2 separate regions of the Homo sapiens genome follow, and region 1 is linked to region 2. Evidence: read pairs that join two places in POLR2A ChIA-PET (ENCODE). Cell type or tissue: PC-9. All regions are shown on one strand. Links, peaks and the distances in the headings refer to the core of each region. The heading gives the core; the rest is flanking DNA. Region 1 overlaps LUZP1 (leucine zipper protein 1). Region 2 overlaps HTR1D (5-hydroxytryptamine receptor 1D).

Region 1 (16,376 bases), core at 4,768-12,767, 86 kb before region 2:
TCCTGGCACTTTGGGAGGCCAAGACAGGAGGATCATCTGAGCCCAAAGTGTTTTTGAGACCAGCCTGGGCAACACAGTGAGACACTGTCTCTACAAAAAATGAAAATAAATTTAAAAAAATTAGCCAGGTGTGGTGATACATGCCTGTGGTCCCAGCTACCTGAGAGGCTGAGGCAGGAGGATCACTTCAGCCCAGTAGTCAAGGCTGCAGTGAGCCATGTCCACACCACTGCACTCCAGCCTGGGCGACTGAGTGAAACCCTGTCTCAAAACAAAACAAAACAAAAACAAACAAACAAACAAAAAACACCTAGAAAAATTAAACCCATTTGCAATTTGCAAAGGAAAAGACAATCAGCAGAGGGCAACTCCAAGACAACCCAGATGCTGAAATTCTCAGACAAAGATATTAACAGAGCTATTATAACTAAGATCAATGAGGTAAAAGAAAATATGCTCAAGGCCGGACACGGTGGCTCATGCCTGTAATCTCAGCACTTTGGGTGGCCGAGGCAGGCGGATCACGAGATCAGGAGATCGGGACCATTCTGACCAACATGGTGAAACCCCGTCTCTACTAAAAATACAAAAATTAGCCGGGTGTTGTGGCGCGCGCCTGTAGTCCCAGCTACTTGAGAGGCTGAGGCAGGAGAATCGCCTGAATCCGGGAGGCAGAGCTTGCAGTGAGCCGAGATTCAGCTACTGCACTCCAGCCTGGCGACAGAACGAGACTCCGTCTCAAAAAAAGAAAAAAAAAAAAGAAAATATGCTCAAAATGAAGGGGAAAACAGTAAATCTCAGAAGAGAAACTGAAAAAAAAAATTTAAGTGGAAATTTTTGAACAGAAATACAGTATCTGAATTTTTTTAATTCACTGAATGGGCTTAAGGACAAAATGGAGATGACAGAGGAAAGAGTCAGTGAAATGTGGAAGCAGAACAATAGAAATGATTCAAACTGAAACAACTCTGGGTCATTCTCAGTCTCTAGAAAAACCACCCTCAGACCCTTTACTAAAGTATACACAGGGATAATTTTCTGTTATCAGAAAAATTGGTATCAGAGAGAAACAGAATAACTTGGGATCACAGAGTTTTCTAGTGGTCCTAAATTATATAGGAAGCAAGGGGAAAATAATTTTATTTTTCCTCCTATAATTGCTGAAGTAGCATTCAGGATTGTTCAGGAAAAAAGCCAGGAAGGATTTTAATAATTTTTCTGCCCTGTGCAGTCTCTTCACCAAAAAGCCAACATGGTAAACAGGCCGATGGCAGGATGGGGTGGGGACCAATCAGGGGGTATGGGGCTAAGGAAGTGCCAGCAGCTTGCTATGTATGAACCAACCTAGGTGGTTTTAAAAGCAGCTTCCCTGAATGCCATCACTGACTGAGTCGCTTCTCACATTCAAGTCACTTCATGTTGGAGTTCAGAACACTCCAGATAAAAGTGGAAGAAAAAACATAAGCTGCAGAAGACATGTCAATTTCTTTAAGGCCTGCCTTTTGCTCACTTCCCTCCTCCCAACCCCACTTGCCAACAAGAAGGAATGAAGAGAATCCAGAGCCAGTGATCTTTTCTGACTAAAGCGGGAAACTGAGAGTAAGACAACGCACCCTCTAAGTGTAGAGAAACTTGGATGGGGAGTGAGAAACCCGGGTGGCGGCCTCTAGTTCTACCACAGACATTGTTGGACCTCAGATGTGTCTTTTACACTTTCTGGGTCTCAGCTTCATCAGTCAAACAAAAAGGCCAGACTAAATGATATTTAACAATGATATACTATTGTCCTTTCCAATAACACTATGAATGACATCCTTAACCATGCTATCTCCATTTGCCCTTGTAGAAACTATAAACAGGTCCGAAAAGATCTAAGTAGAGGCATACCATTTGATTAATTGGAGTACCTCATGTTATATAAATTATTCAAACTTTTTTAATAATTTTCTATAAGTCTTGCCATTAATACTTAAATCGCATCAATAATAGATATTTCAGTACCTATCTATGATAGAGGACTGCTGTAAAATAATGTCTTTCAACTGAAAGTGCTTCTAATTCTCCCAGAATAACTTTTTAAATCTACGTAACCTTTAGGATGAGAAGGCAAATACTCTTATCTCATATGACAGATGAGCAAACAAAGGGACTTCTGAGACCTTTTTAGGAAGCTAGTAACAGACAAACAAAACTAGAATCCAGCAATCCCATCTCTATGTGTCAGGTTATTTTTCACCTTGCCAAAGAAACCTTACCAAAGAAGAGTATAAACAAGATCAGAATTAGAAAGAACTTAAGAACTTTTGTGCACTTTGGGAGTGCTTATTAATAAATAATTGATAAAACTAGGTTGAGATTAATGTATCTATTTGAAAGCTGGCACTCAAAGAACCGGCTCTGCTACTTCCTCTTTTTTTTTGGAGACAAAGTCTCGCTCTGTTGCCCAGGCTGGAGTGCAGTGGCACGATCTCGGCTCACTGCAACCTCCGCCTCCCGGGTTCAAGCGATTCTCCTGTCTCAGCCTCCCGAGTAGCTGGGATTACCGGTGCATGCCACCACGCCCAGCTAATTTTTGTATTTTTAGTAGAGATGGGGTTTCACCATGTTGGCCAGGCTGGTTCTCAAACTCCTGACCTCAAGTAATCCACCCACCTCAGCCTCCCAAAGTGCTGGGATTACAGGCGTGAACCACCACGCCCGGCCCTGCTGTTTCCTTTTCTAACCAGTGGTCTACAATTGAGACTAGGCTTCCTTGCCCATGTTTGTGAAGTTTAGCAACAGAATCACATCTAAAATTGTTATTCACCTACGGAGAGAAAGTTGGCCAAGGCCAAGCACAGTGCCTAAAGCCTGTAATTCCAACATTTTGGGAAGCTGAGGCAGGAGGATCACTCGAGCCCAGGAGTTTGAGACCAGCCTGGGCAACATAGCAAGACCCCATCTCTCCAAAAATAAAACCAGGCCAGGTGCAGTGACTCACGCCTACAATCCCAGCACTTTGGGAGGCTGAGATGGGAGGATCACTTGAGCTCAGGAGATCGAGACCAGCCTGGGCAACATAGTGAGACCTTGTCTCTTAAAACAATTTAAAAATTAGCCAGGTGTGGTGGCGTATGCCTGTAGTCCCAGCTACTCGGGTGGCTGAAGTGGGAGGATCACTTGATCTAGGAGACTGAGGCTGCAGTGAGTGGAGCCACTATACTCCAGCCTGGACAGAGTGAGACACTGTTTCATTGGCCAGGCATGGTGGTATATGCCTGTAGTCCTAGCTACTCAGTAAGCTGAGACGGGAGAATTGCTTGAGCCCACGTGTTCAAGGTTACAGTAAACTATGGTTTCATCACTGCTGGGTGACAGAGCAAGACCCTGCCTCCAAATAAATAAATGAATGAAAGAAAGTTGGCCAAATCAGAAGGTGTAAAAAAGTAAAAGACCACTGGACTGTTAAAAAAAAAAAAGGCAAAGAGAAGAAAAAAGAGAAAAGAAAAGGAAAAGAAAAGAAAAGAAAGAAAAGTTTGCCTGTGTGAAAGTGATAAGGAAAATGTAGAGTTGAGGATCAGTTTTGTTGTTATTTTTGTTTAATGAGGGTACTATCCTAGCACTGTCTGTCACATGTACGAGCTGCAAGTCTTAGGAGGTGCAAGTCACCCAAAGGTTTCGAATCTTTTTACCTTCACACTCAACTCAGAGAATGTGACTTCCCTTGTACTGACTGTTAAGTGCCCAGAGCATCAATCTAGAAGTTTTTTGTTTTACATGCATCTCATCTCCCTTAGGAGAAGTGTATCTCATCTCTTAAAATGGAAGATTAAAATGCCCTTCTATATACTTGGTGGTATCAGAAGAAGAATACTAAGCTGTACCTATTAGAGAGCCTGAGTGAAAAAGGTTTTCTGCTGCTATTTTAATTTGAAGGCATATTTTACAGGGTCACTATTATTTCTACCCCCTGTAACAAGTTTATTTCCATTTTATTGCTTCTAGGGAATTTCCCTTTGTCTCTATTCCACACTCTCTCTCCATCCTGCCTGCTGCCCTGGCAACATGCTATAAGGGAAAACCACACATGGGATTGAAAGTCAGATTATCTGGGTTCTATTCTAATTCAGTCACATATTACTTTAAGTGATTAAACTTCACAACCTCAGTTTCCACAACTGTATATAGAGATTACATCTAAACTTCATGGGACTGTTGTAAGGATTATATAAAAATATACATTAAATGCCTAAGCACATAATGCCTGAACGAAAATATACCCTACACATATTAATTCAATTTTCTTTTCATCACTGTACACATTCTTTTTTTTTTTCCTCTCTCTCTCTCTCTCTCTCTCCCCCCCCCCCCCCCACAATCAGGAAGCCCTGGGGGGGGGGGCGGGGGGGGGGAACACCTTGAGAAAGTAACTTGCCCAGTTACAGCAGAAATAATTTTAAATAAGTACTAAGAGAGGTGGATGGGTGGGGCCAGAGGTATAATAAGGCAGCATCCAAAAGGGCAAGGAAGATGCCCAAGTCAGAATAATCAGGCTCTGTGCCAGTTCTGCCTCCCACCCCTAAGCCCTAAGTTCCTTCTTGTAGCTATAACTATGTCTATCTCCTTCTTTTACTAAGTCACACTTGCCAACATGTCTCACGTCAAAGTCTACATTATTAAAAACAAACAGGAGGCTGGGCACAGTGGCTCACGGCTGTAATCCCAGCGCTTTGGGAGGCCGAGGCGGGCAGATCACGAAGTCAGGAGTTCGAGACCAACCTGGCAAACATGGTGAAACCCTGTCTCTACTAAAAATACAAAAATTAGCCAGGCGTGGTGGCGTACGCCTGTAGTCCCAGCTAATCAGGAGGCTGAGGCAGGAGACTTGCTTGAACCCGGGAGGTGGAGGCTGCAACGAGCTGAGATTGCGCCACTGCACTCCACCCTGGGCGACAGAGCGAGACTCCATCTCAAAAAATAATAATAAATAATAAATAAAAACAAACAGTCATGGTGGCTTGCGCCTGTAATCCCAGCACTGTGGGAGGCCAAAGTGGGTGGATCACTTGAGGTCAGGAGTTCGAGACCAGCCTGATCAACATGGTGCAACCCCATCTCTAAACACAAAAATTAGCTAGGCATGGTGGCACACATCTGTAGTCCCAGCTACTCAGGAGGCTGAGGCAACGAGAATTGCTTGAACCCGGGAGGCGGAGGTTTCAGTGAACTGAGATCACACCACTGCACTTCAGCCTGGGCAAGAGAGCAAGACTCCATCTCAAAAAAAAATTAAAATTAAAATTAAAACTCACTCACATTCACACACCAGGTAGTACAATGGGCAGTAGAATCCTGAGTTCTACTCTTGTCTCTCCAACTTACTAGAATAGTTTCCTCATTTGTAACACAGAAATGACAATGTGTCTTGACTACAAGATTATAAGGACCAAACAGAAGAATGTATGTGAAAGTACTTTGTACACAATAAAACATGGTTATTGTCATAGGTACAGTGGGTCTACCTTTGGCCAGTTTAGGTGTTAGGTTTTACTTTAAAAAGGCCTCAGTTCTACAATACTCTATTTCTGTGATCCAAGGCTGCCTATTTCCAGTTCAAGTCCTCTTCTTCCTGGCAGCTGAAAATTTTATATTGTCATCCTAATTTCACTTGATTCCCTGATTTTTGCAAGGTTCCTCAAATTTCTCTAACCAAATGGGCTCCATGTCTCCAAAATGGTAACTAAAGACCACTAGAACTGATCACCTCTACCTGTCCTTTTGGTTCTAATATTCTAAGATTCTTGGGCCTATGTTCCCAATGCACTTTGTCTGTATCTCTACTTGAGCAATTTTCTTAGTCTACTTTGCATTACAGGTTTATCTGACACCATCTCCTAAAGAAAAAGCCACAGGTAGGTTGTCCTATGTTGTTTTATATTCCCCGTAGCAATTAACGTGGAGCTTCACAAAAGTATTAGTTGAATTGACTTGATGCTAATTTCTCATTTTTTTATACTTACTATCCCTACTACACCATAATTATAGACCACCTTATTCTTTTGTACTGCCATTGGCCTGGTACAGTGTGAAATAAACAGTCAACATTTTTTTTAACGACCTGATGTGACTAGCTCTTTTTTTTTTTTTTTTTTTTTTTTTGAGACAGGGTATCACTCTGTTGCCCAGGCTACGGTGAAGTGGCACAATCACAGCTCACTATAACCTCGAACTCCTGGGCTCGAGCAATCCTCCTGCCTCAGCCTCCTGATTAGCTAGGACATAACTGAAAGTGAAAGCAAGTATGACAACTCAGATCTTAGTTTTAGCTTTAAAAATAACAAGCTATGGGTGTGACCTTAGGCAAACTGCTTCATTTCTCCAGGCCTCATTAAGATATCTCTTACAACTTTTAAACAAAGTCTGGAGAGGATGTTGAGAGGAATCAAGTAAGAATAAGCCCTTCTGAAAAACCCTAGGTTTATCTCTAGTATAGCACTTATCATTCTGTATTATAATTGTCTACTTGTTACTCTCCTGTACCAAACCCCGAGCTCCTGAAAGGCCAGAATTATGTATTTCATCTCTGAATCCAAGCATGTGCATAGAACGTGGCACACAGTAACAGTTCAGTAAATGTTCAATGGCCAAACTACTGAAAATTATAAGTGCCTATACTTACGAAGACTCTTATGTATAAATGGACTTATATAAACTTATAAGAAAGAATAATTCATCTCCCTCATGTACAACCCTTTCAAATAACATTAAATAAAAGTATTTTTCTTATTATCACCAGCTCAAGTCCAGGTTTTGTTTTTTGTTGGTAGTTTTTTTTTTTTTTAAAGACAGAGTCGTGCTCTGTCACCGAAGCTGGAGTGCGGTGGAGCAATCGTGGCTTCCTGCAGTCTCAACCCCCTGGACTCAAGCAAATCCTCCCCGCTCAGCTCCCAGAGTAGCTGGGACTACAGGGATGTGTCACCACAACAAGCTAAGTTTTGTAAGTTTTGTAGAGATGGGGTTTCACCATGTTGCCCAGGCTGGTCTCAAACTCCAGAGCTCGAGCAATTCACCCACCTCAGCCTCCCAAAATGCTGGAATTATAGACATGAGACACGGCACCAGCCTAGGAAGTCCAATTATTGAATGCCCAGAATCATCTGAAATTCAGGATCCCTAGAAGATATCCTGACAAGGGCCTCAGAAGTGCATGCCTCCTACGCTCTAAATAATATACCTCCTAATAAATAAATAAACATATATATATGGAGACAGGTCTCTCTGTCACCCAGGCAGGAGTGCAATGGTGCAATCATGGCTTAATGCAGCCTTAAGCTCCTGGGCTCAAGAGACCCTCCCACCTCAGCCTCCCAAGTATCTGTGCACCAAAATGCCCAGCTAATTTTTTTTATTTTTATTTTTTTGTAGAGACAGGGTCTTGCTATGTTGCCCAGGCTGGTCTTGAACTCCTGGCCTCAAACGATCCTCTTCTCTCGACCTCCCAAAGTGCTAGGATTACAGGCATGAGCCACTACGCCTGACAATAATACCTAATGCTTATACATTATTTCATAGTTCAAAGCACTTTCACATCCATACTCTCAATCCTTAATAATGACCCCATAAGGATATTATCAAATTCATTTTATATGTTGAAGAAATTGAGGCTCATATTTTAAATACTTTGCTAACCTAAGGCAAGCTGATATCAACTAAAGGAGGGCTTTCATATTTAGCCTCTCTTGCTTCAGTGCCCAAAAGAGGCAGAAACAAGAACACCACCATCTCCACTCCCCTGGCCTCTACAAACGAGGTGGATCAGACCACTATCTGCTATTGCTTTACTGAGCTGACTACCTCTTAAGTTTTTCTCGTCTCCATAAAAATCAGTTACCCAGAGTATTTTATTATGTCTTAAGCAAAAAATAAGACCAGCCCAGGGAGAAAAATCCCCAAGATTACAAACAACCACATTTATAAGCTGCTGGCTTATATCTTTATAAACAAAGCTAAAAAAATAAGGGGAAAACCTGCTCCAATGGGGAGCTGTAAACCCTACTGACCAAACAGCCCCTTGGCACTTAGGTAGGTAGTTATATACAGCTAATTTAGTCTGTAATAGTTTTTGTACTTCTTCAATAATTTGTACTGCCTATTGTTTTCTCCATACCATTCTAAATGCCTCAAGAGCAGAGATCACATCTTCTAGTTAATTTACATCTGTTCCTGTACAATGACCATATAGTACCCAAACCAAAATTGGTTTTTCTGGCCTAGAAATTTATATAAAGTCTTATCCAAATTTAAAAATTAAAATACATAGGCTAGGCACAGTGGTTCATGCCTGTAATCCCAGCACTTGGGAGACCAAGACAGAAGGATCACTTGAGGCCAGGAGTTCAAGACTAGCCTGGGCAACATAGTAAGACCTTGTCTCTATAAAAAATAAAACAAAATTAGTCAGGCGTAGTGGCACACACCTGTGGTCCCAGCTACTTGGGAGGCTGAAGTGGGAGGATAGCTTAAGCCCCAGAGGTCAAGGCTGCAGTGAGCCGAGATCAAGTCACTGCACTCCAGATGACAGAGCAAGACCCTGCCTCAAACATTAAAAAGTAGTCTGGGCATGGTGGCTCACGCCTGTAATCTCAGCACTTTGGGAGGCCAAGGCAGGTGGATCACCTGAGGTCAGGAGTTTGAGACCAGCCTGGCCAACATGGTGAAACCCCCCCTCTACTAAAAATACAAAAATTAACTGGGTGTGGTGGCGCACGCCTGTAATCTCAGTTACTCAGGAGGCTGAGGCAGGAGAATTGCTTGAACCCAGGAGGCAAAGGTTGCAGTGAGCTGAGATCATACCACTGCACTCCAGCCTGGGTGACAGAGCAAGAGTCTGTCTTAAAAATAAATAAATTAATTAATTAATTAATTAATTTTAAAAAGACTTTAAGTAATTGACATTCTTCAACTGAGTAACATTTATAAAATCAACAGTTTCTAATAAAGAAACACCAAAAGACACTTAACACCTACAATGGTGCCAGGCATACATTTGAGTGGGCACTCAATAAAGTTGTGCTGAATGAATGATAACTGAGAGCTTAAAATCCATTAAAAACCACTTAAGGCAGAATAAAATATCCAGGACAAGAGCCAAAAGAAATGACTAGAGACTGTCAAGTTAATTGGAAAAATAAGATTCTAAGGTAGTTCCACTCAAAGTCATACTTAGGGTACCACAAGTGAACACTCTGGATTCAAGCACCACATTATATGTACAGCCAGAGTGAATGCATTAGGGCAGTGACTTAGCACGAGGGTTCTCTCTGCTCAGACCAGCAGCATGCAACCAGCAGCAGCTTGCCCCTTCCCCCAGTTAGTCCCCATTACCAACGCCCTGAAGCCTAGTCACAGAACTACAGCAGTTAAGCCAGGCAGTACTAAAAGTTAGAAGGAAATGAGCATGCCACCTGACACTTTTCTGGCACAGGCTAAGCCGATTAGTTTAGGTTACAAACACAACTACAAGATTCCAGGACACTGAAGAAACTACTCTTTTTCTGCAAACTAAAAATAACTTATTAAAACGGGAGTGTTCTTCAAGTATTTCTGCCCTGCCAGCAACCCAAAGTTCCATTTCCTCAAATCCTTCTTAGTCTTATTGGATCCAAGTCTCCACACCTCCCCCATCTTCCCAACTCTTCATCCTAATGCTATGAACACAGTAAAAGACCTAAACTCCTTTCCTAACTCATGCTTTTAACGTTTCTTTTCTAATAAGCAATCGTGCAGAACTTCTATGGCTCCTGCCTTGTGTAGAACCACAACTGGAAGACATGCTGAGCTTCAGCAAAGAATAATGAAAAACAAAGAAAAACTGAAGGACAAGATGCAGCATGCTCGGGAAGTCAGCTAAATGCTTTTCATTCAGGCAGGAATAGAAGGAGCCTCACCTACCTAGAAGAATACAGCATAAGGACAAATGGTGTCTAGTATAGAGCTAGACTATACTTTATCACTTTAGAACAAAGCCATCAAGCGTGTTCTAGAGACAGACTCATGTCCAAATAGCTTTAGTATCCTATAAGAATCATTAGGCTGGCCGGGCGCGGTGGCTCACCCCTGTAATCCCAGCACTTTGGGAGGCCGAGGCGGGGGGATCCCGAGGTCAGGAGTTCGAGATCAGCCTGACCAACACAGTGAAACCCCGTCTCTACTAAAAATACAAAAATTAACCAGGCGTGGTGGTGCATGCCTGTAGTCCCAGCTACTCAGGAGGCTGAGGCAGAAGAATCACTTGAACCCGGGAGGCGGAGGTTGCAGTGGGCCAAGATCACACCACTGCACTCCAGCCTGGGCAACAGAGTGAGACTTTGTCTCCAAAAAAAAAAAAAAAAAAGCATCATTAGGCTATCTCAAGGTTGAAGTGACATTTTTCAGGGTTAAACAAACTCCCATCATTTAAGCCAAATAAATCAAGATTGAATTGCAGACTTTCTGGTCATACAGAGCTGAGAGAAGGACTCAAATCCTACTACTAGGAAGTGGAAATTCCAAGGAAGCTAGAAAACCCTGTCCTCAGTAGCTCTCCCTGCTCTCAGGCCCTGAGGTAAGCCAGCATTTCCTTTCCAAGGTCAAAAATTAACCATAGACTTTGAACATCTCTGTGCTTTGCAACAGCACCAGGAAAATGCCACAATGCTAAGCCACCCTATATAGACCTAAGACATTTGCTATTCTTGATTATTCCCAAGAGTAGTCACTTGGGATACTCATTAATGTACTTTCTAAAGATCCAACTTTCAAAGTAGTCTTTTCTCATTCTTATTTTTAACCTTTCACCATCTCTCTTTAAAAAAACAAAAACATTCAGATGTCTTAGAGCACTGAAGAAAAAGAAAACAAAAATTGGCTTATCTATATAATCTACACTCTCAGAAAAATTCCTCCTGAAAAAAAAAATTTTTGCCCTAAGACCACCCAAGGTACACACCATGGTAAAGTTTCAATGCAGAATCATGCTGTGAGCAAGAGCAAATGGAAAGCTGCAGCCCTTCATCAAACAGCATTAGAACCTTCCAAGATTCGTGAAATCAAAGAATATCAGAGCTGGAAAGATACTTAGGGTGCAATAATCTAGTCTAGCCTTTCATTTTAAAGATGGGGAAAATAAAGCCCAAAGAGAGGAAACGGAGTCTTGAAGCAAAGCTGGACCTAGGACCTAAGTGGCCAGACTCCCAACTCTGGTATCTTCTGCCACACCATACCTCTTCACAAGACTGACTTTAAGGGAGTCAAGTGGCTAAGGACAGGGTAGGCAAAAGAAAGTAAACATATGGTACCAAGCAAAGAAACCAACTCTCTGTGAATTCTCCTCTGTTGCTTTGTGGTGTGACTCAGGGAGAGTTATTCCTCCTCCATATGCCTTAATTTCAAGAGTTTTTCTCTTAAATATTTCATAATTTTACTAAGAAGCAAGATACAATTATCACTCATGCCTTAATGGTGCCTCCCAACCACTACACAGGTGAAGTCAAAAACAATCGACTACTAGAATGGAAAGACTACAAGAACCCTTAAACAGAAAGATTAACATCATTTTGGGGCAAGGAGGTACATTTTTTTAAAAGATTACTCAACTAGATGGCTCCACTGAAGGAATCCACATCACCTGACTTCATATTCTAGTATCTAGACTTCAAGGAAAATAAGTTCACTTTTCTGACTCTTGGTTTCTTTAACAGTAAAATGAAACCTACAGACTTTCGTTCATTCTAATGCCCTTTCAAACTCTAAATGACCTAACCTTGACAGGAGCCATGACAGTAAAAAAAAGGCAAGGTACGAAAGTGTTGAGCTTGCCCAGGTTTGGAGGTTTGCCCCATCATTTAAGCCAAATAAATCAAGCTTGAATTGCAGATTTTCCCATCATACAGAGCTGAGAGAGGGACTCAAATCATACTACTAGGAAGTGGAAATTCCAAGGAAGTTAGAAAACCCTGTCCTCAATAGCCCTCCCTGGAAGCTGGCAGATATGCTTGGGTATCTGCTGGCCTAGTCCTACGCATGAGTCCTAGCAGATATGCTTACAACCCGACAGTATCAGTGGCATCGTTAAAATTAAAATGGAGAAAACAGTGCATACTTTCTTCAAAAGTATGCCCACTAAAATGATGGCTGCGACCCCTGTAAGGATCTAGCTGGACCATCTGCAGATGGTTTAAATTTGCCATTGCTGATTTTTTTTCTATCCCCTACCTTGATATCAAGTATTTAGTGTCTTACTATGAAGTAAATCATATACTTTCTCAATATCCTATTCTCTTTGTTTTTCTCTTTCATTTTAAGTGCATGTTAGACATTTAAAGATCTATGAAAAATAAACTCTTAGTAACAGGTAAATAACTAGAATTTTCAATAAACACGGAAAAAAGTGTTGAGTGTGAGCAAGCTTTTTACTAAAGCACATCAGTCTATACAGCCAATTCAGCATTCTCCATTCAGAGGCTGCCTCTTCCCAGGGATGTGGCTAATAGTGAAAACACAAAATAATGTAAGGAAAGAGGACAAAGGTTTCATTTTCTGCTGTCTCATCGACACATCTTAACATGGAGGACACAGTATATCAGAGATTAAAGCCAGAAGTTAAATCAATGCAAAAGGAAATGCAAGCTCCAATGTCAATTATGAAAAGTAACGAATCTTAAATAAGCAAGTACTTGCCTGCCTGCCTGCCTGCCTGCCTACTAAGACTGGGTTGAAGATTATTTCTATCGACAAGGTTACAAACAGTAATTTTCAACACTTCATATGGATATACAATTACCTGGGTACTTGTTAAAATTACAGATTCCTCGGTACCATTTTCAAATCTTCTGATTAAGTGGATCTGTTACAGAGCCCACAGACTGTGCATTCTGATACAGATAGTCCACAGACTATACTTTTTAAAATACTGTGAAGTGTGTATGGGAGGGCGATCATTAGGTCTCCTGGACACATAAATATACGTCTTCTGGAATGGTATAACCCACAGTAAAATATGTGTTCCAAGGATGGCATGCAGGCCAATTTTTAACTGTACCAGACCCACTCCCCTCCCTTCTACCTCCTAAAGCAACTTCTGAAGTCAGTGCTCTCTCAACTCATATAAAGGGCCCTTCTAAATAGTGACTAAAACACACTATGTTGGCTCCTATTTTAGATCCTATTTTAAAACAAGCAAGGCCGGGTGCAGAGGTCATGCTTGTAATCCCAGTACATTGGGAGGATAAGGCAGGAGGATCAGCTGAGCCCAGGAGTTTGGGGCCAGCCTGAGCAACATAGTGAGACCCAACATACTTGCTTCTCCTGTTTTACTTCTCTTCATGGTTCTCAGTATTTCCTGAGATTCATTATATTTTATATTTACTTACACTCTCTCTCACTGAATGTAAGCTCTATTAGAAAAGGGGCTTCCCCACCACTACCACTATATTCCTAGAACCCAGAACAGTACCTGGCATATGACAGATGCTCCACAGAAGTTTAAATACGAAGAAGGCACCATTTTAGAAAACAAAATAAGTTCTTAGTCTTACACCCTGTTCAGTTTATTGACCATACTGTCAGCTGTACCTTTCATCCTGGATGGCCATTCTTGCTTTTGATGTTTACAGAATTCAGGAAAGTGAATATAGGTACCAGCCCAGAGAGGCTCTCTGCTACCTGACTTTCACTACTCTATGGTAATGTGCAATTTCTCCCGCAACTGAACTACAACAGAAGTTTAAATGTCTAGCCTACAGATAGATGTTTCCACATGCCTTAAACTCCACAGGAATGAGTTGTCTTTTACTATGTGAGAAGTCAAATGTAATGTTGGCAAATACCAGTGTGAGAGCTACAAGTTTCAACAAAAGCAGCACACTGTATATTGGCAGTCAAAATCACTTCGCTCTATTCTGCATTAGGTCAGCCAAACGCTTCCTGTCAAGACTCAGTAACTCTCACCATACATTTTTGTCTATTCATTGGTCTATGGGCAGTAATGTCTTATAAAGCACACATTACTAAGTGCTTTATATACATCACCCTATTCCTCAAAATAATTCTATAAGAGTTATTATTCTCATTTTAGAGATTACAAAATTGAAGCTCCAAGGCACTTAGCAATTTGCAACTAATAACTAATTAGCAGGGCTGGGATTTGAATTCAGGTCTACCTGACTTTAAATTCTTGGTTTTTTTCACTGTATTAGTTTAATTCTTAAGGCTTCTCCCACCACCTTCCACCCTCTGCACTAAGCCTGGCACACAGAAAACATTTGATATTTACTGAATCCATGAGAGTTAAAAAGGATAATTTAATTCAAACTCAAGGATCTGTCTAGGATCAAATTCTTCAGCTCCAATTTTAGTTTTGTTTTTTGTTTTGTTTTGTTTTGTTTTGAGACGGAGTCTCGCTCTGTGGCCCAGGCTGGAGTGCAGTGGCACAATCTCAGTTCACTGCAAGCTCCGACTCCCGGGTTCACGCCATTCTCCTGCCTCAGCCTCCCAAGTAGCTGGGACTACAAGCGCCCGCCTCCAAGCCCAGCTAATTTTTTGCATTTTTAGTAGAGACGGGGTTTCTCCATGTTAGCCAGGATGGTCTTGATCTCCTGACCTCGTAATCCGCCCACCTCGGCCTCCCAAAATGCTGGAATTACAGGCGTGAGCCACCGCACCAGGCCCAATTTTAGTTTTAAAAAGAAAAAAAGTGGCCGGGCGTGGTGGCTCATGCTTGTAATCCCAGTACTTTGGGAGGCCGAGGCAGGTGGACCAAGAGGTCAGGAGTTCGAGACCAGCCTGACCAACATGGTGAAACCCTGTCTCAACTAAAAATACGAAAATTAGCTGGGTGTGGTGGCACGTGCCTGTAATCCCAGCTACTCGGGAGGCTGAGGCAGGAGAATCGCTTGAACCTGGGAGGCGGAGGTTGCAGTGGGCCGAGATCACGCCGCTGCACTCCAGCCTGGTGACAGAGCGAGACTCTGTCCCAAAAAGAAAAAAAGAAAAAAGAAAAAACTTAAGTTCATTCAACTCCCTTTTAATTTTTAAAAAAGTGGAAAATACAAGTTTCTCAGTTAAAAAAAAAACAAACTGGGTTTATTCCAAAATGGAATCCATCATAACATAATTCATTACTATGGGAATTTGGATATAAAGCAAGTGAAATCATAAAAAGCAGCATAGCTTAGTGTACTAAGACATGGATGTGAAGTAAAATCTGAATTTATTAATAAGTTTCAGCTAAAAGAGATAAATGTACTTGCCTCCCCATCTAACAATCATGCTCTAAAGTTCAAATGTGTTAATGCTTATAAAAACACTTCATAAATGTAAAGTGTTATACAATATTAATTATTAGTGTTAATTGAGCCTTGAAGACAGAATAAAAGCCTCTAAGGCCAGCATTATTAAAACCCCATTATATTTGGAGCATTATAAGGTAAACATCTTAAACTCAAATTAGTTTATCCTTAAGAAAGAAAGGATGTGGCTTACCCATTACTAACCTTTTTATATGTCTAAGTGCTATGTCTCCAATTGGCACTATTAAGTCTCCAATAGCAGAGAACTGGGATACAGACCTCAATATATTGTTTCACTTTTAGAAGGATTATAACCCTGGCCTCATTGTGGGGGAGGGACACTGGGTTCTATAACTAGATAATAATTCCCTCCTTTCATGCTAAGGCACTTATCTATTCAGAACATTAGATGTCAGATCTGTAATACTGATAAAAAATATTCCAGATTATTTCTTCCAGCTATAAAAGCTGTGCTTCTTAGGCGGAGCCAATAAACATTAACAGCATAAGCCTATATATTGATTAGTCTTTCCTAAGCTAAAGAGAAAATAAACAGAAAATATGCAACAATCTTTAAAGGCTATAGCATCACTCCTAATGAATGTCACAAAGTGCATTTATCGATGACATTGCTGAGACTGATATGAAATGATAAAATATTTTTAAAGCCAGTGGATCTGGGTAGATAAGAGACTGTTTAGAAGCTACTGGGATTGTGTGTATGTGGTGGGGCATATTTTAAATAATGATCAAGATAGGACAATCTCATCATTAGACTCACCATTCTCTTATTTTCAGCCCTCAAAAATTAATGACCATTGCCTTATCAAAACCCAGATTATAAAGATGGCAATGAGGCCAGGCGCGGTGGCTCACACCTGTAATCCCAGCACTTTGGGAGGCCAAGGCAGGCAGATCACCTGAGGTCAGGAGTTCGAGACCAGCCTGACCAACATGGAGAAACACTGTCTCTACTAAAAATACAAAATTACCCAGGCGTGGAGGCGCATGCCTGTAATCCCAGCTACTTGGGAGGCTGAGGCAGGAGAATTGCTTGAACCGGGGAGGCGG
Region 2 (16,376 bases), core at 5,796-13,795:
AGAAACTCTTCTGTGTTCACTAGAAGACAGCAACAAGAATGGTCCTAGTAGCATGAAATAGCAAACAACTAAAAACAACCAAACGTCCATCAACAGCAGAATGGTAGCATATGGCGTATTCCTATGATGGAGGGCTACAGAGAAGCAAAACAGAGTAAACCACAGCTACACATACCAAAATGGTGATTGTCACAAACAAGGCAGAGTGCCAAAGTCAAAAACACGCAAGAAGAAACAAACTGTTAGGGAGATAAATATATGTGGCAAAACCATAAGGAAAAGCAAAGAAATTATAAATATAAAATTCAGGATAGTGGTTACTCCTGGAGGGAAAAGGAAGAAGGAATATAATCATAAAGGGTTTTAAAAGTTTCAATTATGTTCTTTTCACGATCTCGGCTCACTGCAACCTCCACCTCCCAGGTTTAAGCGATTCTCCTGCCTCAGCATCCCAAGTAGCTGGGATTACAGGTGTGTACCACCATGCCCGGCTAATTTTTGTATTTTTTTTTAGTAGAGATGGGGTTTCGCCATGTTGGCCAGCCTGCCTTGGCCTCCCAAAGTGCTGGGATTATAGGCGTGAGCCACCATGCCGGGCCTTTTTGAGAAAGGGTCTCACTCTGTCACCTAGGCTGGAGTGCAGGGGCATGATCACAGCTCACTGCAGTCTTGACCTCCTGGGCTTAAGTGATCCTCCCACCTCAGCCTCCTGAGTAGCTGGGACCACAGATACACACTACCACTCCCAAGTGATTTTTAAATTTTTTTGTAGAGGTGGGGTCTCCCTATGTTGTCCAGGCTTGTCTTCAAACTCCTGGACTCAAGCAATTCTCCCACCTTGGCCTTCTAAAGTGCTGGGATTACAGGTGTGAGCCGCCATGTGTGGTCTTTTTTTTTTTTTTTTTTTTTTTTTTTTTTTTTTTTTTAGAGAGAGGGTCTTGCTCTGTCACCCAGATATAGTGGCACAGTCATAGCTCACTGCAGCCTTGAACTTCTGGGCTCAAGTGATCCTCCCAACTTGGCCTCCCAAAGTTGGGATTATAGGCATCAGCCACCATGCCCAGCCTGATGTTGTATTTTTTAAGTAGGTGGTGAGTACATTAATATTAATTGTTATTCGTGTGTGTGTGTTTGTACTGCTTTGTAGGGAATGATGTATTTGTGATTTTTCTTTCTTTCTTTCTTTTTCTTGGCGGGGAAGGAGTCTTCCTCTGTCACCCAGCCTGGAATGCAGTGATGCAAATCTTCGCTCACTGCAGCCTCCGCCTTCCGGGTTCAAGTGATCCTCCCACCTCAGCCTCCTGAGTAGCTGGGACTACAAGCACGTACCACCATGCCTGGCTAATCTTTGTATTTTTAGTAAAGATGGGGTTTCACCATGTTGGCCAGGCTGGTGTTGAGTTCCTGACCTCAGGTGATCTGCCCACCTCAGCCTCCCAAAGTGCTGGGATTACAGGCATGAGCCACCGTGCTCGGTAGTATATGTAATTTTTCTCAATCTATTTTGTATATTATGAAAAAGAACCCTATCACCAGCAATAATATATTGATACATTAATACCTATTGATAATTTTTAGTGCAGAAGATCTGCACTCTGGTCCCAGCTCTGCCACTGACCAGCTGGGTAACCATGGGCAAAGCACAGTCTCTTTGACCCTTAGTTACTTCCTTGGTGAAATGGGAACAAAAGCCTGGCTCTGCTGTCCGAAAGGAGTATTGAGTAGCGCCAGCAAGATCATGTATGTGTTGTGTTGTAAACAGTGGAGTCCTGAACAATTGTCATGATGCTAACAAAGAAGGAATACAGTGGCTAAGAGCAGGCATTCTCAGCTCCCAATTCCTACTGCTTCGCTTTCTTGCTGTGGCCACTGGGCAAATCACTTCACCTCTCTGAGCCTGCACAGCCTCAGTGATGGAGATGATAATCCAAATCTCACAGGAGTTTGGGGAGAACTGTCAATATCATGGAAACCAAACGCTCAATATAGTCAATGGTTTCTTTTTGTTTGTTTATTTATTTATTTATTTATGGATAGGGTCTCCCTGTGTCGCCCAGGCTGGTCTCAAATTCCTGGCCTCAAGTGATCCTTTCACCTTGGCCTCCCAAACTGTTGGGATTATAGACCTGAGCCACCGTGCCTGGCCTTGTAATAAAATGGTGACCACAAATGTGACTTCTCTGGTTCTCTATGGTGCATCCAACCAAATTCAGGTCTCCAGGCAACAACATCACTTCCCTCACCAGAAACAAAGTATCACTGCCCGTTTTGGTGAGAGATGTCTGCCATTGTCAGAAACCCAGACATACCAAGGAGCTTCCTCCCTGCCCACCCATTTTCCCAGGGGCCATGACAGCAGCAGCAGAAGCAAGGACCTTTCTCGGCCCCCACCTCCACCTCCAGGCCACAGCATCTCCCCTGAAGTCCAGATCACATGGACTCCAGCCACACCATGCCTCTCCCAGCTCTGGCATCTCTGAAGAGGGGTGGAAAGAGAAAAGCAGACAGACAGACTTATGACCCAATCCCAGCCTGTTCCAGAGACCACTTTTGATCACAGCTGATTGGACCAGGGTGGACATGTGACCCAAAATGAGCCAATCAGATTCTCTCTTGGGAATTTAGAATGGAGACCATGGGGAGCTGGGCTGGATAGAAGATGGGGGAAGATAAATCTGCAGGCCAAGGGTCCTGAGGCTGGAGTCAGGCTGCAGCCTTTACCAAAGCCAAGGAAGGTTTTGGGGGAATAGAAAAGCCAAAGGTAAACAAAAAGCAGGTCTGTAGAGAGGGGCAGGAGAATGGAGCAGAGAAAGAAGCTGAGGGAGAGGAACCACCTGTCCTGGGAGAGGAGAATGAAGGAGGCTTCCAGGCCAGGGAATACTCCTTCCCATCCCTGTATGTCCATGAGCGACCTTCTATCCAGGAAACCTCATTTGTACCAACTCATGTTTTCCCAGCTGAGCCAGTTTACACGGACACAGCAGCCTCTGAGAAATGGTAGTAAGACAAGGAACTTTCTTCTTCTTCTTTTTCATTTTAAGAGGCAGGGACTTCCTCTGTTGTCCAGGTTGGAGTGCAGTGGCATGATCATGGCTCTCACTGCAGCCTCGATCTCCCAGGTTCAAGTGATCCTTCCACCTCAGCCCTCCAAGTAGCTGGGACTACAGACACAAGCCACCATGCCCAGCAAATTTTCAATATTTTTTTGTAGAGATGGGGTCTTCCTGTGTTGCCCAGGCTGGTATGGAACTCCTGGGCTCAAGTGATCCTCCTGCCTCAGCCTCCCAAAGTGCTGGGATTAGAGGCTGAGCCACTGTGCCCAGCCAAGACAGGGGACTTTTGGTTCCTTCCCACCAACCAATCCCTACTGTGGGGTCCAAGTCCTTTCACCTCCTGGGCCCTTCTTCCTCATCTGTAAATTGGGATAATGACATCTTTCACCCAGAATTGTGATGCGGCTTCAATGAAGTAGGGAGAACATGCCTAGCACAGTGGCTGGCACACAGCAGGTGTTTTTTTAATTTTTGTTTTATTTTTCGTGGTTTTTTGTTGTTGTTGTTGTTGTTTTGTTTGTTTGTTTGTTTTTTGAGACAGAGTCTCACTCTGTTGCCCAGGCTGGAGTGTAGTGACCCAATCTCAGCTCACTGCAACCTTTGCCTCCCAGGTTCAACCTATTCTCCTGCCTCAGCCTCCTGTGTAGCTGAGATTACAGGCATGCACCACCACAACCGACTAATTTTTCTATTTTTAGTAGGGGGTTTCACCATGTTGGCCAGGCTGGTTTCGTACTCCTGGCCTCAAGGGATCTGCCCGTCTGAGCCTCCCAAAGTGCTGGGGTTACATGCATGAGCCACCGCACCTGGCCAGCAAAAGCTGGCCTCTTACAAAAGCAAAAGCTGGCCTCTTACAAAAGCTTCCTATCCAGGGCTCATTCAGCCTGCAGGAAGATCTGTTGCCTCCACTTTCTGAGGGCTCTTTAACTAAGTGAGTCATAAAACCTTGCCAGGAACAAAAAGGATGTATGGGTTTAATGTGTCCTTAGAAGCCAGTCTCATCTTTTTGGAAGAAAAAAATAAGGCTCTGTGATAAAAAGATTTGTTGCAGTAGAATACATCCCCCACACAGTAATTTGTGGCTGTTCTTTCTGTAGAAGCTGTGTACACAGATGAGTGAGCTCTGGATGGAGAAATCACTCTGCACAAATCAGGACAGGGCTTTATATTTTACAAAATGCACCCACAGGTGTTATTTCATCTCATTCTCTCTCCTGCATGGGACCTCCTACAGCCTCAGTTTTCTCCTCTGCAAAAATCAGGGTATCAAGTCTACCTCCCAGAGATATAATGAGGATTGGATAGAATACATGTGGGAAGAATCTGGAAAGTTTCTTTCTTCTTTTTTTTTTGAGACAGAGTCTCACTCTGTCACCAAGGCTGGTGTGCAGTGGGGCAATCTCGGCTCAATGCTACCTCCGCCTCCCAGGTTCAGGCGATTCTCCTGTCTCAGCCTCCGGAGTAGCCGGCCACCACGCCTGGCTAATTTTTTTATTTTTAGTAGGGATGGGGTTTCACAATGTTGGCCAGGCTGGTCTCGAACTACTGACCTCAGGTGATCCCCCACCTCGGCTTCCCAAAGTGCTGGGATTACAGGCATCAGCCACCGCGCCCGGCCAAATCTGGAAAGTTTTAACATGGGTATGGGTGTGTGTGTACGTGTATGCATCTCCCCCATCTCATGCTCTCTCTTTCTACCTGTATCTGAGTGCCAGTTTTAAAATCTAATCACTGTCTTGAGGTGTAAGCAAATCAGTCTTGCACCTCAGTTTCTCTAATCATAAAATCTGGAAAATGAGCAGGGCATGGTGGCTCACGCCTGTAATCCCAGTGCTTTGGGAGGATGAAGTGAGATCACTTGAGGCCAGGAGTTTGAGACCAGCATGAGCAACATAGCGAGACCTCATCTCTCCAAAATATTTAACAATTAGCCAGGCATGGTGGCATGCATCTGTAGTCTTAGCTACTTGGGAGGCTGAGGTGGGAGAACTGCTTGAGCCCAAGAGTTTGAGGTTACAGTGAGCTATGATGGTACCACTGCACTCTAGCCTGGGCAACAGAGTGAGCCCCTGTCTTAAAACAAACAAACAAAAACCTCTGTGAAACATAGAAAATAAAAAGTCACCAAACTTCCAGCCCAGTACTTCCATTCCTAGCTGTACATCCAAGAAAAACATGTGTGTACGTCCACCAAAAGATACATGCAAGAATTGTTCACAGCAGCACTATTCATAACAACCCCAAATTGCAAACTACCTAAACAAACATCTACAGTAGAACGGGGCCAGGCACAGTGGCTCATACCTATAATCCCAGCACTTTGGGAGGCCAAGGCAGAAGGACTGCTTGAGGTTAGGAGTTTGAGATCAGCCTGGGCAATACAGGGAGACCGTCTCTAGAAAAAAATGTTAAAAAAAATTAGCGCTTGCCTACTGCCATGTAAGACATGACTTTGCTCCTCCTTCGCCTTTCACCATGATTGTGAGGCCTCCGCAGCCATGTGGAACTGTGAGTCAATTCAGCCTCTTTCTTTATAAGTTACCCAGTCTCTTTTTTTTTTTTTGAGACGGAGTCTCACTCTGTCACCCAGGCTGGAGTGCAGTGGCACAATCTCGGCTCACTGCAAGCTCCGCCTCCCAGGTTCACGCCATTCTCCTGCCTCAGCCTCCCGAGTAGCTGGGACTACAGGCACTGGCCACCACGCCTGGATAATTTTTGTATTTTTTAGTAGAGACGGGGTTTCACCGTGTTAGCCAGGATGGTCTCGATCTCCTGACCTCGTGATCCACCCGCCTCGGCCTCCCAAAGTGCTGGGATTACAGGCATGAGCCACCATGCCCGGCCACACTCATTTTTTTCATGTGGAAAATGCGAACAATAACAGCACCAATGTCACATGACTGTCACATGAGTGACAGGTAGGTGACTTGCCCAAGATCACATGGCAGTTTAGTGTCCCTCTCAGCTCAGCTCAATGCTTCTACTGCCCTGTGCCACCTCTCCCTGCCCCCATCAAAAGGAGTATTTTTTTTGTCCCTTGATTCTGGGTTCAGCATGGACTCGCTATGGCCAACAGAATGAGGCAGAAGTGACAGTAAGCCAGTGCCAAATGTAGTCCTCTAGAGGCTGTGCATGTTTCTGCTTGCACTCTGTCATTGCCATCCCTGGGCTATGCGCACTGGTCCCTGCAGGGAGAGACAAGGACGTGGAGCAGAGCTGTTCCAGCCAAACCCGGCCTAGAACAGAGCCTCTCACACAACCAGCAGACACATGTGCGAGCCCAGCTAAGATCAGCAGAAATGCCCAGCCAAGGGTATCTATCCAGAGGAAAAGAAGTCATTATACAAAAAAGATACTTGCACATGCATGTTTATAGCAGCACAATTCGCAACTGCAAAATCATAGAACCAACCCAAATGCCCATCAATCAACAAGTAGATAAAGAAACTGTGATTTATATGATGGAATACTATCCAGTCATAAAAAGGACTGAATTAACAGCATTTGCAACTACCTGGATGAAACTGGAGACTATTATATTCTAAGTGAAGTAACTCAGGAATGGAAAACCAAACATTGTATGTTCTCACTGATATGTGGGAACTAAACAATGAGGATGCAAAGGCATAAGAATGATACAATGGACTTCGGGGACTTGGGGGGAAGGGTGGGAGGGGGAAAGGGATAAAAGACTACGAATAGGGTGCAGTGTGTGCTGCTTAGGTGATGGGTGCACCAAAATCTGACGAATCACCTCTAAAGAACTTATTCATGTAACCAAATACCACCTGTACCCCAATAACCTATGGGAAAAAAAAGTACTCAGCCAAGTTCAGATTAAATCAGCCAACCTCCAAATACATGATTTGTAGTAATAAATGCTGTTGTTTTAATTCACTGAGTTTGAGGGTAGCTTGTTACACAGCAATGCCAATTGATAAAGTCCCTTCATTCATTAAGTGTGTGTTTTTGTTTTGTTTTTGAGACAGTTTCACTCTTGTTGCCCAGGCTGGAGTGCAATGGCGCTATCTTAGCTCATTGCAACTTCCGCCTCCCGGGTTCAAGTGATTCTCCTGCCTCAGCCTCCCGAGTAGCTGGGATTACAGGCATGCGCCACCAGGTCCAGCTAGTTTTGTATTTTTAGTAGAGATGGGGTTTCATCAGTTGGTCAGGCTGGTCTCGAACTCCTGACCTCAGGTGACCCACCCTCCTCAGCCTCCCAAAGTGTTGGGATTACAGGCGTGTGCCACTGCACCTGGCCTCTCCATTCATTGAATGACTTGATTCTGTCCATTCTACTGCCCACACCTAACTGTGCCTTGACTCTTCTCTCCCCCTCCACTCCCACTGCCACTGTTCTGTTTCAGGAGAGTGAAACCATCCTTCTTGGCTTCAATGGTCTCCCAGCCTCTACCCCTGGCTCCTCTCCATTCTCTAACCATATCCCACCCAGAATCTTCCTTCCTTTCTTTTTTTTTTGAGATGGAGTCTCGTTCCGTCACCCAGGCTGCAGTGCAGTGGTGCGATCTCGGCTCACTGCAAGCTCCGCCTCCTGGGTTCACGCCATTCTCCTGCCTCAGCCTCCCGAGTAGCTGGGACTACAGATGCCCACCACCATACCCAGCTAATTTTTTTGTATTTTTAGTAGAGACGGGGTTTCACCGTGGTTTCGATCTCCTGACCTCGTGATCCACCCACCTCGGCCTCCCAAAGTGCTGGGATTACGGGCGTGAGCCAACGCGCCGGGCCCAGAATCTTCCTTTCAACTAACAGTCTGACCAGGTCACTCCCTTAAAATCCTCCAGTGGCTCCCACTGCACCTGGGATTAAGCCCAGGCTTCACAGCTTGGTTTAAGAGACTCTTCATGAACTGGTGTTTCCTTCCATCTCCAGCCCCATCTCCCAGCATAGCTGGCTGTGAACTGCATACTCCAGCAGCACAGACCTGCCTGTTCTTCTGCCAGTACCCTCCTGCCATACCCCAGGCTCCGGTGCTGTTTCCTGCTGATCCTTTGTCCCTGCTGTGTCCTCTGACTGGAAAATGTCCTTTCTTCAGTCCCCTGGCTACCTAATTCCAAGTCACCCTTCAGAGCTAGGCTCTGGTGTCTCCCCAGGAAGCCTTCCCTAACCTCCCCCCAAGCCCGGCTTGGCTCAGGTACCCCTTTCCTGAGAGCCTGCCACCCTAGCTCTCACCATATTAGACTGACTCTGACACAGTAACAGGAGCTCCTTGAGTGTCTCATTCACCCCTATAGCCCTGACGCCTGGCCCAGAGCAAGGGATCCATACCTGTCTATGAAAGGCTCCAGGAACTGGTGGGGAATGGGCCCTGAGAACAGAGCACACGCCTGAGAGGCAGAGGCCCTGGGCTTTAGCTTGGCTTTGCTGCGAACTTTCTGTGTGACCTAAGATAAGTCAGTTCCTCCTCCGAGCCTCAGTTTCTCCAACTTGAAAATGAGGTAGTTGGACCAGATCAGAGATTCTCTTGGTGAGCATCAGAATCACCTACCTTGAAGAGCTTTAAAAATACAAGTCAGGCCGGGCACAGTGGCTCACATCTGTAATCTCAGGACATTGGGAGGCCAAGGCAGGCAGATCACTTGAGGTCAGGAGTTCGAGACCAGCTGGCCAACATGGAGAAACCCCGTCTCTACTAAAAAAAAATACAAAAATTATCTGGGTGTGGTGTGTGGTGGTACGTGCCTGTAGTCCCTGCTAGTCAGGAGGCTGAGGCAGGAGAATCGCTTGAACCCAGGAGGCAGAGGTTGCAGTGAGCTGAGATCGTGCTACTGCACTCCAGCCTCGGTAACAGAATGAGACTCCATCTCAAGAAAAAAAAAAAATCTGTTAAAAACAACAACAGATATCTAGGCCTCACCCTCCAGGGGGCAGAGCCCAGGCACTGATTTTTGAAAACTTCTCAAGTGCTTCTAAGGTAAAACCAAGAAGAAAAACCACTGGCCTGGATGATACCTAGTTATCTTCATCACTGACAATTTGGCTACCTTAAAAAAGTCAAAGACAGGTGAAACCTGTTTTCAAGGCCTTTGCAATGCTTAGGGAAATAAGAGGCCCCCAGTGCCTTCCTGCTTTCAGCCTTGCACTGGATCTCTACAAGTCTTCAACAGGCAAGAGACCACCTCAAACAACCAAACACACTGTTAAAAGGCAAGAGCCTCTTTTTTTTTTTTTTTTTTTTGAGGCGGAGTCTTGCTCTGTCACCAAGACTGGAGTACAGTGGTGCGATCTCAGCTCACTGCAACCTCCGCCCACCAGGGTCAAGCAATTCTCCTGCCTTAGCCTCCTGAGTAACTGGGATTACACCATGCACCACCACACCTTGCTAAATTTTGTATGTTTTTAGTAGAGACAGGGTTTCACCATGTTGGTCAGGCTGGTCTCGAACTCTTGACCTCAGGTGATCCGCCCACCTTGGCCTCCCAAAGTGCTGGGATTATAGGCGTGAGCCACTGCACCCGGCCTGCAAGAGCCTTTGAAGTTAACAACTCACTATATTCGCCCATGCTGTGGGAAAGTGGGTAAAGAGGTTTTAAATTCTTACCATCTGGCCAGGCACGGTGGCTCATGCCTGAATCCCAGCACTTTCGGAGATGGAGGTGGGCAGATTGCTTGAGCCCAGGAGTTCAAGACCAGCCTGGGCAACATGGCAAAAGCCCATCTCTACAAAAAATACAAAAATTAGCCAGGTGGCTGGGCATGATGGCTCACGCCTGTAATCCCATCACTTTGGGAGGTCGAGGCGGGTGGAACACCTGAGATCAGGAGTTTGAGACCAGCCTGACCAACATGGTGAAACCCTGTCTCTAATAAAAATACAAAAGTAGCTGGGCATGGAGGCACATGCCTGTAATCCCAGCTACTTGGGAGGCTGGGGCAGGAAAATCGCTTGAACCCAGGAGGCGGAGGTTGCAGTGAGCCGAGATCATGCCATTGCACTCTAGCCTGGGCAACAAGAGCGAAACCCCATCTCAAAAGAAAAAAAAAAGAAAGAAAGAAAAAAAAAATTAGCCAGGCATGGTGTCTCAAAAGAAAAGAAAAGAAAAGAAAAATCACCAACTGCTCCTATCATTACTAACTGGGGGTGGGGGAAATGAATTAGTGCACCCATTTTACAGACGAAGAAACTGAGGTCCAGAGAGGTAAAATGACTGGCTCCCAGCCACACAGGTAATATATGGCACAGCTGGGATTGAGAGCCAAAGTTCAGAAATAAAATAGCCACTATTGGCCATGTGTGGCCATTGGGCACTTGAAATGTAGCCCCTGAGATGTACCTGGTTCAAAAAAAGAATGTAAAAAAAGAATATAAAATATCTCACTAATAAATGTATTAGTTACATGTTGAAATGGTAATATTTTGGGTGTAGTAGGTTAATAGAATATATAAAATTTTCACTTTTTTTTTTTTTTTTTTGAGACAGTCTTGCTCTGTCACCCAGGCTGGAGTGAAGTGGCACAATCTCAGCTGACTGCAACCTCTTCCTCTCTGGTTCAAGCAATTCTCCTGCCTCAGCCTCCTGGGTAGCTGAAATTACAGGTGCGCACCACCAGCATGCCTGGCTAATTTTTGTATTTTTAGTAGAGACAGGGTTTCACCATGTTGGCTAGGCTGGTCTCCAAATCCTGACCTCAGGTGATCCGTCCGCCTCGGCCTCCCAAAGTGCCTGGGATTACAGGCGTGAGCTACCGCACTCAGCCTAGTTTCACTTTTTAAAAATGTGGCTACTTTGAAATTTCCTAAATTGAAAAATCACATTTGTCACTCTTGTTATATTTCTATTGGTCAGTCCTGCTCTAGCAGTGGCTCTCAGTACAGGTGATATTACTCCCTAGGGCTCACATCAGGAGTCTGTCCTCAGGGAACTGCATTTCCAGGGAGGGGGTTGGGACAGTAGGGGGGGAGGGCGCTATGTGGGCATGGGGATGAGGAGGGGTCATAATGGCCCCAGTAGTAAAGTAGTGGCCAACATTTATTGAGAGTTTACTATCTGCCAGGCACTGTTCTAAGCTTCTCATGTATTAACTCATTTAAGTCTGACCGCAACCCTCTGTAGTCAATCCTATTATTATTATCAATTATTCCCACTTCCCAGGGGAGGAAAGTGAGGCTCAGAGAAATGGCTTGCCTAAGACCCCAGAGATAGGGCACTGTGGATCTAGGATTGGAATCTGGGCTTGCCCGACTCCATGCTCCACCATCCATAAAAGGTGCCAGGTAAAGTCAATTCCACTTCTTTCTTTCCACAAATACCTACCCCACACATTCAAGAAATCTGTACTGGGTACCTGTGATGTGCCAGGCTCCATCACTATCACCTGAGCAGGCCCTCTCTCTGACAGGCCTGGTGACGGCAGCTTGGCACAACCCAAAGGAAGGGGAAGGAAGTGGTGACTGGGCGCTTCTCACACTTGAATGTGTACATGCATTACCTAGGGATCTTATTAAAAATGAGGATTCTGATTCTGTGGGTCTGCAGGGTTTTGTTTGCTTGTTTGTTTTGGGACAGGGTCTCACTCTGTCACCTAGGCTGGAGTGCAATGATGTGATCTCGGCTCACTGCAATCTCCCAGGTTCAAGTGATCCTCCTGCCTCTGTTTCTTTAGTAGCTGGGACTACAGGTATGTGCCACCATGCCCGGCTAATTTTTGTAGTTTTAATAGAGACAGGGTTTCACCATGTTGGCCAGGCTGGTCTCGAACTCTTGGCCTCAAGTGATTCACTCGCCTCAACCTCCCAAAATGCTGGGATTATAGGCGTGAGCCACCACGCCCAGCCAGGTCTGCAGTTCTGACAAGCTCTCAGGTGATGCCTGCCACACGGTGGTTGTGTGAGGGGTAGCAGTAGTGTCAGCCCTGGGATTTCAGAAGGGTATCAGGGTGTCAGATGGGAAGGACTCTTAGGAATCATCTAGTCCGACTCCCTCATGATGCTGACAGGAATTGGGCTCAGAGAGGGCAAGACACTTGCTCAAGGTAACACAGTGTGTTACAGGCTGAGACCAAGTCTTCAGACTCCCACCAGCGCTCCTTCTACTGGCTCCTGCTTGCAACAGGAATTTGAGATGAAAGAGAGAAGGCTCTCAGGCCCATTTCACACTATATGCTTCTGGCATTTTCAAGTCTCCCCCCCAGCTCTCATCTGAGTTTCCACACCAGGTGAGTAATCCTGGGAGCCGACTGGCAGGGCTGACCATACTTTGCAAGAAGCCTTTAGAACTGCATCCCCCCTATACTGGAGCCCAACCTCTCTCTTCTCTTCTCCCCCAGATGCTGCACACCTGGGTCCGCAGAGAACACTTTGAGCTGATGGAGTGAATATTTCCAGGACAGAGGAGAAGCTATCTTCTCTAGACTGGATAAACAAGGTACTAACAACAGGAATTCATTTTCTTGAAACCAAACACCAAATTTGTTAGTGTTTACAGGATACAAACTTGCTATTCATCATCTGCTTTTTCTTTTGGGAGCCACAATACAGGTGTGATTCAGAGCACAAGCTTTGGAGCTAGATACAGCTATGGAGTCAGGTAGACTGAACTCACGTGTCAGCTCAGCCGTTTTTCTAGCTTTGTGACCTTAGGCAAGTTACTCAACCTCTCTGTTTCCTCATCTATTCAACTACAATATACTTAAAGCCTACCACATGTTGGCATGAGCAATGCAGATGTGGACTCTCCTCTTAGGAGGACTTACAATGGCCCTGGGGAAATGATCCTGCAATGAGGACCACAGATATGATGAGGATAACAGTGGGGCATGCAGGGAGCTATGGGAAGGAAAGTAGGGGGACAGGTAGCCTGCTGCAACCCTGAGGTTTCACTGTGAAAGTGGCTTTGAAGCTGAGCGTGGGAGGACAAATAAAATTAACAAGTGAAACTGAAATTTCATACCATGTCCCGAGTTAAAAACAAGGAATTAGCAAGTGAAGAGAAGCTGGGTCCAATGATACCTATTCCACAGGATTGAACCTTGGAGAACTCTTCCCTGCAATACACTCCAAATCCTTTTTATGTATGTATGTATGTATGTATGTATGTATGTATGTATGTATGTATGTATTTTTATTTATTTATTTTTAGGCAGGCTCACTCTCTCTGTTGCCTAGGCTGGAGTACAGTGGCATGATCATGGCTCACTGCAGCCTCAACCTCCTGAGCTCAAGCCTTCCTCCTGCCTCAGCCTCCCAAGTTGCTAGAACTGCAGGTGCACCATCATGCCTGGCAAATTTTAAAAAAATTTTTTTATAGAGATGGGGTCTCCCTATGTTGCCCAGGCTGATCTTGAACTCCTAAGTTCAAGTGATCTTCCTGCCTCAGCCTCCCAAAGTACCAGATTACAGTTGTGAATCATCATGCCCAGCCCCAAATCCTTTTCTACATTTCCTATTGTTTACCTATCCAGACATCACACAGCCCGGTCATTTCCTCTCATCCTCCTATTCACCTGGACTGAACAAAAGACCCCACCTCCAGCCCACCTCTTGGCTGAGACCTTTGGCTGCAAAAACACTGCAGTTCTGTCACTTCCTTGAGTCTCTGCGCAGGCTATTCCCTCTATCTGCTCATCTCCCCCACCCTCTCGGGAAGTTTCCTGGTAACTAGGGAGGGACCTGATCACTTCCCTTCTCTCCACGCCACTGGTCTTCTAATGTATACATCACACTGGACTCCCCTGGACTGGAATCTCTTGCTTACCCCACCCCTGTCTCCTTGCTGGACTTGAATTCTGGAAGGAAGGGGCAACTCATGCCATGAAGCCCAGTGCCCTGTGTGTGGGTGCCCATCCCTCTCACTTACCATCCAGCTCCAACTTCACTCTCAAGACCAAGTTTAACTCTCCCCTCTTTACTGAAACTTGTCCTCCTCCTTCTGCCCAAGTGGAGCCAGCCTCTCTCTGTGCCAACACAGTGCCTCGCGTTTAGGATTTGTAATACACATCTCATTATCCTGCAGTCCAATGCCTGTGGTCTGTCTCCCCATAAGATGGTGCATTCCCAAGGCAGGGATACGGCTTTGTTCATAGCTATATATTTTAGGCTTAATACTTACAGATGCTGAGATTTACTCAAAGAATGAATAAAAAAAGAATACTGACAGTTTCACCTTTCTTTGACCCCTCTCTCTGTACCTCTGGCCCCAAATATCCTTTGGTCATCCCTCCTTTATGTCCCACAGGGGCTCCAAACTCAAGCCACCTCACTCACAGCAAGCCCTCCTGAGTGCCTCTTTTTTTTTTTTTTCTTAAGACGGGAGTCTCACTCTGTTGTCTAGGCTGGAGCACAGCGGCTCAATCTCCACTCACTGCAACCTCTGCCTCCCGGGTTCAAGCGATTCTCCTGCCTCAGCCTCCCAAGCAGCTGGGATTACAGGTGCATGCCACCACATCCAGCTAATTTCTGTATTTTTGTAGAGACAGGGTTTCACCATGTTGGCCAGGCTGGTCTCGAACTCCTGACCTCAAGTAATCCACCTGCCTCAGCTTCCCAAAGTGCTGGGATTACAGGAGTGAACCACCATATCTGGCCAGCGCCTCCTTTGTAGCAGACCTTATCCTGTTCTTCCACACCTAGCCCAAGCTTTGAATTCTTCCTTACTCTCTTCCCCAGCACTTAACCAGTTATTTCATAAAAACAATAAGGGTTGGGAGGTCGAGGCTGGCGGATCATGAGGTCAGATCAAGACCATCCTGGCCAACATGGTGAAACCCCGTCTCTACTAAAAACACAAAAATTAGCTGTGCGTGGTGGTGTGCGCCTATAGTCCCAGCTACTTGGGAGGCTGAGGCAGGAGAATCGCTTGAGCCTGTGAGACAGAGGTTGCAGTGAGCTGAAATCGCACCATTGCACTCCAGCCTGGGCGACAGAGACAGACTCCGTCTAAAAACAAAACAAAACAAAAACAATAAGGAAGCAGAGGCTCACATATCAATGGCAAAGTCTAGGGTCTTTCTCTTAATAGGCCAGACCTTTCACTCCCCTACACATTCTGTATTCTCTCCCTTGTCTTCACTAAACATGTTTGGGGCATTCATGTCTTAGTTCAGGCTGTTCCATCTGCCTAGAAGAGCAATCTTTCCCATTCCCTTTCATACATATCTGTTGTACTCCTGTCTGCTTTCTAAATTTTTTTTGTTTGTTTTTTAGAGATGGGGTCTCATCATGTTGCACAGGCTAATCTCAAACTCCTGGGCTCCAGCAGTTTGCCCACCTGGGCTTCCCAAAGTGGTGGGATACAGGTGTGAGCCACGCTACCCAGCCCCTCTCTCTGCTTTCTGAGGTCCTTTTCAAAAGCTACCTCCTCCAGGAAGTCTTCCCTGGACAACTGAGTGCAAAATCTCTCTCCTTTAAGCCCTCTCCCGACTCCAGGTTTGTTTGTGTCTCTCATTGCCTACTGCTGGAAGTTCCTTGAAGATTTACCTATTTTCTTCCCACTCCAGTGTTCAGAGCACAGTAGACTGGCAAATAATAGGAAATAACTTCTCTTGTAAGGCTCAAGTAGGCCCTGGAGAAAGATCAGTATTTCCTCTTCTCCATTTAAAGTTTTTGGCTGGGTGCAATGGCTCACGCCTGTAATTCCAACACTTCGGGAGGCTGAGGTAGGAGGATCACTTGAGCTCAGGAGTTCAAGACCAGCCAGGGCAACATGGCGAAACCCCATCTCTACAAAAAATACAAAAATTAGCTGGGCATGATGGTGCGTGCCTGTAGTCCCAGCTACTCTGGAGGCTGAGGTGGAAGGATGTCTTGAGCCCAAAAGGTGGAAGTTGCAGTGAGCCCAGAGTGCACTGCTGCACTCTAGCCTGGGTGACAAAGCCAGACTCTGTCATCATTCATTCATTCATTCATTCATAAATAAATACATTTCTCCAACAGCTCCCACTTCACTCTGAATAAAATTCAAAACTCCCATGGCTTACAAGGCCCTACGTGATCTGCTGCCACCCCGGCCGTCTCTCTGACCTCATCTCCTACCAGCTGCCCGTCTTAAATATCACCCCTTTGGCAACACCTTGACCAGCCAACATAAAGCAGCTCCCCTCCTCCACCACATCACCCTGGTTTATGCTAATTTTAGCACTTAACCTGATCTGATATTTTCTGCCTGTTTGTTTATTGCGTATCTTTCCCCACACACCCTCCACCTGCCCCATGCCCTGCTAACATACACCTCCTGTCTAGCTCATCCCTATATCCCCAGAGCCTAGAACAGTGCCTGGCTGAAAATAAATAGGTGGGTCAACAGCCTGAGGAGCGATCTGGGCTAGAGGCATACATGTATGAGTCATGTGCATAGAGGTGATAAC

What was found. Peaks named below come from ENCODE experiments on the same cell type or tissue, not always from the same donor. Only the 100,000 strongest peaks of a DNase experiment are listed, where the experiment ranks them.
Region 1: POLR2A ChIA-PET joins it to region 2 with 32 read pairs; 3 of 35 experiments call an interaction of 5 or more read pairs at or near these places.

The regions. Positions count from the first base shown.
Region 1 is chr1:23,113,139-23,129,514 of GRCh38, forward strand. The region is part of intron 1 of LUZP1 (leucine zipper protein 1); the gene reads right to left. Among named protein-coding and RNA genes, the nearest start is that of LUZP1, 48 kb to the right of the region's middle. In PC-9, for the core only: no CTCF peak of the experiment used is centred there; a DNase peak (open chromatin) is centred at 9,403; H3K27ac peaks cover 828 bases.
Region 2 is chr1:23,198,528-23,214,903 of GRCh38, forward strand. All of the region lies in intron 1 of HTR1D (5-hydroxytryptamine receptor 1D), which reads right to left. Among named protein-coding and RNA genes, the nearest start is that of HTR1D, 11 kb to the right of the region's middle. In PC-9, for the core only: a CTCF peak has its summit at 11,867; no DNase peak of the experiment used is centred there; H3K27ac peaks cover 1,728 bases.